Linked DNA regions of Homo sapiens: region 2 is linked to region 1. Evidence: chromatin contacts called from ENCODE Hi-C or POLR2A ChIA-PET data. All regions are on one chromosome and are shown on one strand. Each heading gives the region's core, a stretch centred on a gene start or an enhancer-like site at or near the end of the contact. The rest is flanking DNA. Distances are from core to core; before and after follow the strand shown. Region 1 overlaps ANKS1A (ankyrin repeat and sterile alpha motif domain containing 1A). Region 2 overlaps ANKS1A (ankyrin repeat and sterile alpha motif domain containing 1A).

Region 1 (3,870 bases), core at 979-3,478:
CATTTTCAAAGCTGTGCTTTGACCACAGGGATGGGAGGGATAGCAGTCAGTTCCATTGAGGATGGTTTCTGCTTTCTGTGTCCAAGGAGCAGGAGCCAAAATCACTTGCATATGCTTGAGAGCTGTGAGTCAGAAACAGCCATTGCCTCTTGGATTTGATAAGTCGGGAGATGTGGCAGCACCTCGGGAAGAGCCCTCCCCTTGGAAGGGTTAATGCTGAGCTCTTCCCGTGACATCTGGTCTCCTGTCTGATCCCACCTACTAGTTTTTTGTTTGTTTGTTTTATTTTTGTTGTTGTTGTTGTTTGAGACGGAGTCTCGCTCTTTCGCCCAGGCTGGAGTGCAGCGCGGTGATCTCCACTCACTGCAAGCTCCGCCTCCCGGGTTCACACCATTCTCTTGCCTCAGCCTCCCGAGTAGCTGGGACTACAGGCGCCCGCCACCACGCCCGGCTAATTTTTTGTATTTTTAGTAGAGACAGGGTTTCACCGTGTTAGCCAGGATGGTCTCGATCTCCTGACCTCCTGATCCACCCTCCTCGGCCTCCCAAAGTGCTGGGATTACAGGCGTGAGCCACGATGCCTGGCCCCACCTACCAGTTTTTGTCCCCCGTGAACCCATATGAGTGTTGAGAGGCAGTCTGTCTCTACCCTTGGGTTTTTGGATCCCAGCACACAGTCTTGTTTTAGTACTCATTTTCTTGAACCATCCTCTATAGTCCAGCTTGGGAAAGTCAAGAACAGGCACATGTGGGGGACCACCTAAACAGCGGGTTCATCCACCCGGGCTGCAGAGCCCCAGGCTGCTGTGTCTGCACCACTGCCAGGTGCTGAAGCGTGGAGAGGATGGGCTCAGGCCTGCCCATGAACCCTGTCTGATGGGTCAGGAGGGGGCTTTCCCCAGGATCTCAGGGAGTACTGTCTTCAGCTTGGACCAAAATGGAATCACTGTTTATTTTGACTGGTCAGTATCAGGGTTCAGATTGTCCTTGGGTTGGGCGTCAGGATCAGGGAGAAAAGATCTGGGCTCTGGGGTTAGTCTGGGTAGAGGAGGAGCAGGCCCTCCAGCAGGCAGCCCTGCACCAAGTGTGGGATTGCCCAGCACCACTGGTTTTGCAGAGGCGCCCGCACCCCCCAGCCGAAGGGCACGACCACAGCATTGGAGTCTCAGTTCTGTTTTTAGGGCCACAGGCCCCTGGGCTGCCACCACTGGAGCTAGTTAGCTGAATCGCCAACAGAAGCGTTTACAGCTAACTCATCCCTGTGCCAACTCCCATTCTCAGGAGTCCAGGAGGGTATGCCTTCCCACTGGCCCAGGCCACTCTGGCTCTGTCAACAAAGGCCTTCTCCGTCAAGCAGAAGGGAACTTGCTTGGCTGTCTTCTGATAAAGCCAGCCATGTTAGGTATTGAGTAGCTGGTCAAGCAGGATCCTTCTGGGGCCTGATGAGAACCCTCTCTTTTCCAGGGCTCATCTACAGCCTATTGGGATACCAGTATCTCCCAGCATATTTAGAGGGTAATGTGTCCAGGGCATATTTAGAAGCCCTGGACTTCTGTCCCTGTACCTGTTTTATCTTTTTGGCCTGTCTCCATCTGTACTTGGGATTTGGCCCTGGTTTCCCCCTTGCCCTTGGCCATCGCTGTCCTCCCCCAGAGTGTGAGTGGCCTGCTCTGGGGTGGGGCACTTCCCCTGGGCTCTAACAGGCCCCAAGAGAAGTCCGTCCCCAATTTGTTTGGTATACTCACCTAAGGAACATCAAGTGTAACGGCCTTATTTCATTGCCTGTTTTTATAAGAAGCACAGTCATTCGTAAAGTGGCAAGTAGGGGGGTCACTTACCTGTGGGCTATGCCCTTTGGGTCTGGTCATTCCTGTGTCCTCTCCTGGCTGTCCTGGAAACTGTCGAACAAAGCTCTAGGAGCAGTCCCTCTCTATTCTTCCTGACAAGCTGTTTCCAGCCCCTGGAGCTAGAGGTAAAGTTTCATATCTCCGCCCTTCATATGCATTTGTGCAGCCAACATCGGCTATTGGGAAATCTGTCATTTCGCTCTGATGCTAGTGCTGCTGTCTCCTTCTCCCTCAGCAGCCACAGCAGCAGTTGCTTCTGCTCCGATGTGATGTCCGATCCCTGATGTATTTTCCTGAGCTTGGAAGGGGGAGGGTGAGGAGGGGAGGAAGGGGAGGGCCAGACATTACGAGAGTGAGCAAGGACTGTGGAGCCAGCAGCAGGCAGCGTGGAGCCCAGGAGCCTTTAGACAAAGCATTCTGCTGCGGCTCTGTCAGCGCGCACATCCACCGGCAGCAGGCAGGACCACAGCTGCCCGGCTGGGGGATTACAAGCAAGAATGAATCAGCACCCGGGGACACTTGACTTCATGGGCATAGAAGAACCTGCCACGTAGGCTCCTGGAGCAGACTTCCCCATTCAAGGGCAGGGGAGCTCAAGTATCCCCCAGACTCGGCATCTTGGAGCGCTGCGGCAGCGTGCATCCAGAAGGCCGCCGGGTCCCTGACCATCATCTGTTCTGCAGGAGACAGAGGAGAGGGAGTGGAGGCTGGCAGAGTTGGTCACCAGGGTCTTGTAGATAACCAAGGAAGTTGGCATTGTCCTGCCCCAAGGGGCAGAAAGTACCTGGGAACGGCAGAATGACTTTCACCGTGTCAGGAGTTCACTGGAGGTGATGTGTTTATAGTTGGTTCTTCCTTTTCCTTCCTTGTACCTCTTTTTCCTCCTTTTCACTTTTTTCTTTCTTTCATCTGTTCTTGCCCACAAGAATCAGAGAAGTAGGTTGGGGTTCAGGCATCCAGCTCAGAACATCCAAGGTCTGCCAGAAAGGGCTGAACTTCTGTCCTCCCTGCACCACCAAAATCCCCATGCTGATCGAGGAGCAAATAGATGTCCTCCCTTCCCTGCTCATCCTTAGAGGAGAACGCCAAGATCCAGAGACCCTGGGACGACTGTGGCTGTCTTTATCACTCAGCCAAAGAGAGAACAGCGCAGGACGTGAATAGACTTAAGCCGCCACAGCTCAGCTGACAGAGGACCACTTCCTTTTTCTCTCTTTTATCTGGTTGGGTTTTGTCTTCTTTACCCAAGAACTGAATTTGCCTGCCTGCTTTCTACCTGAGCAGGCAGGTGAGTCACTGGAACAGCTGTTATCAGAAGAGGAAAATGAATGCCCAGCCCCTGAAAACCAGCCTGGCCCAAGAAGGCAACACTTCAGACGGCGTGCTGGCCCAGGAGACGCCCTGCTTGCCAGCTGCCAGAGTCTAGCTGTGGATCGGGCTCCTGGCCCACTGGCCGCGCAGCCCGGCGGAATGCGATGCTGCCGTCCCAGCAGAGCCACACCTGAGCCTGACCCCCGAGCCCCGGCCCATGTGCCCCATTCAGCCCCTTGCTGCCTTGAGCCTCTGAGCACAAAGGGCCGGTGGCCATGGTTTGCTTATTCCGGGACTGCTGGGGGAAAACAAGTAAAAGTCTCTTTTCTCCCCCTGCCGTGTTCTGTGCTGCTTGTGTTGCATGTGCTGGGTCCCGGTGAACAGCCGCCGCTGCTGCTTCCCTCCCGGAGCCCTCGCTGTGTGCCTGTGTCCCTCAGCTGCATGAAGATGTGTGCTCTCTCCTGACTGGTTTATGCTGCAAGGTCGCAGAACTTGCCCCTCGCCACGGCCCCACAGGGGCTCCAGAAGTTGCATGGATGAGAGGAGCGGCGGGGCTTGTGGGCACTTAGGAGCTCCCTCAGCCCCCTCTAGTGCCTGTGGGGACAGACTTTCTGAAATATCTTCAGCACGCACGCTGATGAGGAGTTGACCTGGAGACTGTTGGGATTTGGCTTCCCCCACCCCCGACCTGTGGGCAGAGATCATGCATGTG
Region 2 (3,870 bases), core at 493-2,992, 33 kb after region 1:
TGGGTTGCATTCTTCCCTCTGGACTAGAGTAGAAATGCAGGGGAAACTGCTGTGGATTTGAGAGGCAAAGTTGGCTCAGCTGTGTGCCCAGTTCCTCCTGTGGGCACTTTAGCAGGCTCCGAGCTTTCCTGGCATAGGTCAATCAGGTCCCAGGATGAATAATCCAGGCTTCAGCAACACTCCTCTTTCCCAGCCAGCAAAGGCTGTGAATTTGAATTCTTTGTTGGTATGTATGTGCAGGGAGTACTGTTAGGCACATTCTTAACCCATGTGGTTGGCCAGAAATCAGAAGTGGGGCTGTGTCTCTGACTGGCTAGAGGCCAGGCCTTGTGGGTTTCTATCTGCTAAGCACCCAGCAGGTTGGGGCCTGGGACTCAGCTCTCTCTGCGGTAGAGGCAGGCCCTCCTCCACTTCTTGGTACTAAACGAAGATCTCGACACCTTGCAGTTTTACTTCATTTCCTGCCCCTTTCAGGGCCTGTGAGGATGCCCATGAGCTACCGCTGTACAGTTCTCGGCCCCGGCTTTCTTCCAAGAGTTGACCAGGAACCCTAAAGCATCCAGAGTAGACTGCGCTGCCACTGCGCACATGCTGGTGCCCGTCTTCCTCCTAAGGGGCCAGGCCACATCCAAGTGGGCCTCTGTCGGGGGCGGGGCGGTAGGTCCGAAAGAAACCGCAGACACTACGATGCACTCCTCAAGCTGTCTTTTGTGCTTAGATCATCCATAGGTGTTTCTTCTGCTTGAAGCTGCTATATCATCTTTATTTATTCAGGGTATTTTCATATTGGAAGCCTTGGCTAGTCTGCTCTAGCTCTGGGTTCTGTTTAGAGATTGGTTTATTTCTGAATATTCAAGAAAGGAAAATGACTGGGCCTTTCTTTCTTTTCTTCTCCTCTGGGATGGGTAGTCTCCCTTTCCTAGAAAGGTTATTATAACTTTAAGGACAGGCTTCAAGTGGGAAGGCCCCTACTTTTGCACTTCTCCAAGTGCAGGTCACACCAGGGGCAGACCCTGTCGCTGCGTTTCTGAACTGTGAAGGAGCCCATTCGGGTGGGAGACTTCAGATGGGCTCAGTACCTGTCCCAGCCACAGGCTTCTTGTCCACCTCTTCTCCCCTGCCCACCAGCTGCTCAGCGCATAAGACCTTCCCGACAGGCTCTGCGTGTGCAGCTCTCTGCGTCCCTCCTGGGCCCTCCAGCGTCAGACACTAATGGGAGTTCCCGAGATGCTCGGGTTTGAGCAGGGAGCAGGCAGAGCTGCAGTCAGAGACATTAGAAAACCAGTCTGAATTGGGTCTGTCTTTGAGATGCCCAGGCCAGCAGAAAGCAGCTCAGAAGTATTGTTGCTCATGGTGTGGCAATGGACTGAACTGTAATGAAAATGTTATTTAATCTTTGTCTCTGTATTTTGATACTTGAATGACTTTCCCTTTTGTTTTACTGTATATAAAATTGTTAATCTGTCTGATTTTGTCTGAATTATAAACACTTTGAGGTACCAAACATAACCAATCTGTGCAACAACATAGACTGACCTCAGTACCCAAGAGAGTGTAAATATTTCTGGGCTTCCAGCTTTGGTTTTGTTATTTTCATAACTGTACACAACTTAGAACAGACTGAATTAATAAATGAGAAGCGACATGAACGCAGCCTTAATTCTTCTGAGTCTTTGAATTGGAAAGCGTCTTGATGGTTTTCTGGCAGAGGCGTGGGCACAGGCGAGACGCAGGCTCAGGATCAGTGATTCGCATCCTACACCGTTTGGCTGAGATGACGACAGCTTGGCTGTTTGGCTTTCTGTCTCGCACTCTCTAACAAACAGTTAGTTACAGCTGTGCTGTGAGGCGCAAGGGCCCCAGGATTCACCTTCCCCTCCTTAGGAACATCGTTCTGTGAACACCAAGCCAGGGCCACATTCTAGTTACTGCTGCAGTGGCATCTCTTCTGCCTCTTGGTCTGGGCTTGTCCACCCATAGACATGAACCGAACATCTGCCTCCCAGGCAGCCTGGGGGATCTAGAGCTGTGAAAGAAAGTGCTCTCCTTTCAGGAACTTGCTTGGATTGCAGAGGTTAAGTTTTAGACATAAACAACTAGCTACCAGCCCGAAGCCGTGCTATGGTAGGGATGCAGAGGGCAAAGTGTTCCCAGAGGGCTGGTGGCAGGGAGAGGAAGGGGCAGGGTGCTGAGCTGTATTTAAAGGGGAGAATTTGGGAAAGCACAAGCAAGCGGTCATAGCGGCCCCTTCACTGATTGACGGAGCACCTTGGCCCCTTCACTGATGGAGCACCTGTGTTCCAGCTCTGCTAGCTTTCCAGGCAACCATCTCATTAGCCCCACTCCTTTCCGGACAGGTGTTGTCACCTCTATTCATAAAGCAGGGCCCAGGGCCTCTATTCATAAAGCGGGAGGGACCTTGAGCCCCATCTGGTCCAGTGGCTCCAGCTGCCAGAGCCCCTGTTCCTAGGCCTGTTTCAACCCCAGCTGCCTAGCACTGAACGCTTTTATTCCTGAGTTTCTGTGGACGCTTCCGTTTCTTAAAAGGGCCTTAAAAAAGAAAATTCACTTATCTAGTTCAGTACCCATATTGAACATAAACAATAGTTGTTTATGTCTAAAACTTAACCTCTTTTATTGGTAGAGAAAACAAGGTCCAGACTTGGAAAATGATTCTCTCCTAGCCAGCCTGCCAGCGAATGGCAGAGAGCCAAATCCCAGGTTGTAACTCCCAACTAGGGCTTTGTAGGCCACACTGCGTTGAGTTGGGAAAGTCCACTGAGGCCCAGTGGGGGAGGCCTCACATTCCAGAGGGGTTCTTCATCCCCACATCCCTTGGCTCCCTGGCTATGGCGCTCTTTCCTAAGCAGAAGAAACCTGACAGCCAGAAGAGAAAGGTCAGGTCATAACTAGTGTCATCAGGGCACCAGGACACATAGCTGCTATCATCATCCCTTCTGGGACCACCTTACACATTCTGCCTCTGTGTGAGGCACAATCCCTGGCCTCTTCCACTCATTCCTTTCTCCCCCTTCAGGGGCTCATTTCTGTCATACTCCTCCACATCCTCATGAGCCTCCCCTTCACAGATGCTCAGGCTCCTAGACAGCTGGGTTGTTACTACTGAAAATTGGGATAGATCAATCCTCAGCAATGACCAGGCCACGGAGGAGGAACTTTCAAGCTGGAGCACTTTCCAAGGCAGCTCAAAACACCCTCTAGTCAGCCATGGCCACCCCTGACTTCCTGAACCCAGAGGGTATCCAAGTCCCATAAATAGGGACAGGCCGACTATCTAGTGTGTCATGCAGTTCAGCCTGGGGCTCACACTGCACCCACTGTCATCAACTAACAACAAGGAAAGCTAAAGTCTGAACCATCCCTTCCTCCGTGCAGCCTCTACGACTTTGAGACCGCTTTTTTCAGGATTCGGCTGTTAGGAACACTATTATAAACAACTATTTACCAAATAGAATTTTCCTAACACCATAAAATATTTATTACTCAGTAAATGGAGCTGGGACAATTGGGCAGCCAAGGAGGAGGGAGTGCAGGGAGATTCCTGTTCCAACTTATGCCAAAATAAATTCCAGATGGCTCACATATTTAAATGTAAAAACAAAAAAACAAACAAAACTCAAAGCTAGAAGAAAATGGGAGGCTTTTTTTTAATAAGCGTGGTTTGAGAAAGGCCTTTCCAAACGTTATAAAACCCTGAATCCATTTTTTAAAAAGGATTAATATATTTGAGTCTATAAAAACTAAACATTTCTGCATAGCAAAATGCACCTTTGAGAAAAAGAAACAATGGAAAACTAACATGTGCACCACATGTAACAAGGACACCTTGACAACAGCTATCAAAAGTAA

What was found. A loop is a pair of places that touch in the nucleus more often than their neighbours do. ChIA-PET counts read pairs that join two places held with the same protein, here RNA polymerase II (POLR2A). Pooled maps may share reads with other maps.
Region 2: a map of posterior vena cava shows a loop between it and region 1 (13-fold over the local background). The contact joins two enhancer-like sites. A Hi-C loop is called at or near these places in 5 of 168 maps with a recorded cell type or tissue (IMR-90, cardiac septum, heart left ventricle and 2 more) and 3 of 50 pooled maps. POLR2A ChIA-PET finds 5 or more read pairs at or near these places in 5 of 52 experiments (A549, A673, AG04450 and 2 more).

Annotation. Positions count from the first base shown.
Region 1 is chr6:35,056,001-35,059,870 of GRCh38, forward strand. All of the region lies in intron 12 of ANKS1A (ankyrin repeat and sterile alpha motif domain containing 1A), which reads left to right. Among named protein-coding and RNA genes, the nearest start is that of TCP11, 83 kb to the right of the region's middle. RefSeq lists enhancers at 1,926-2,445, 3,484-3,870. Within about 2 kb of position 2,229, at least 6 of the 41 ENCODE cell types and tissues checked have a DNase peak (open chromatin) inside an H3K27ac peak, as active enhancers do; they include heart right ventricle, where a contact is called at or near this core.
Region 2 is chr6:35,089,754-35,093,623 of GRCh38, forward strand. It overlaps ANKS1A (ankyrin repeat and sterile alpha motif domain containing 1A), which reads left to right. Exons shown (of 24, transcript NM_015245.3): 24 at 1-1,653. Among named protein-coding and RNA genes, the nearest start is that of TCP11, 50 kb to the right of the region's middle. Within about 2 kb of position 1,743, at least 3 of the 41 ENCODE cell types and tissues checked have a DNase peak (open chromatin) inside an H3K27ac peak, as active enhancers do; they include heart right ventricle, where a contact is called at or near this core.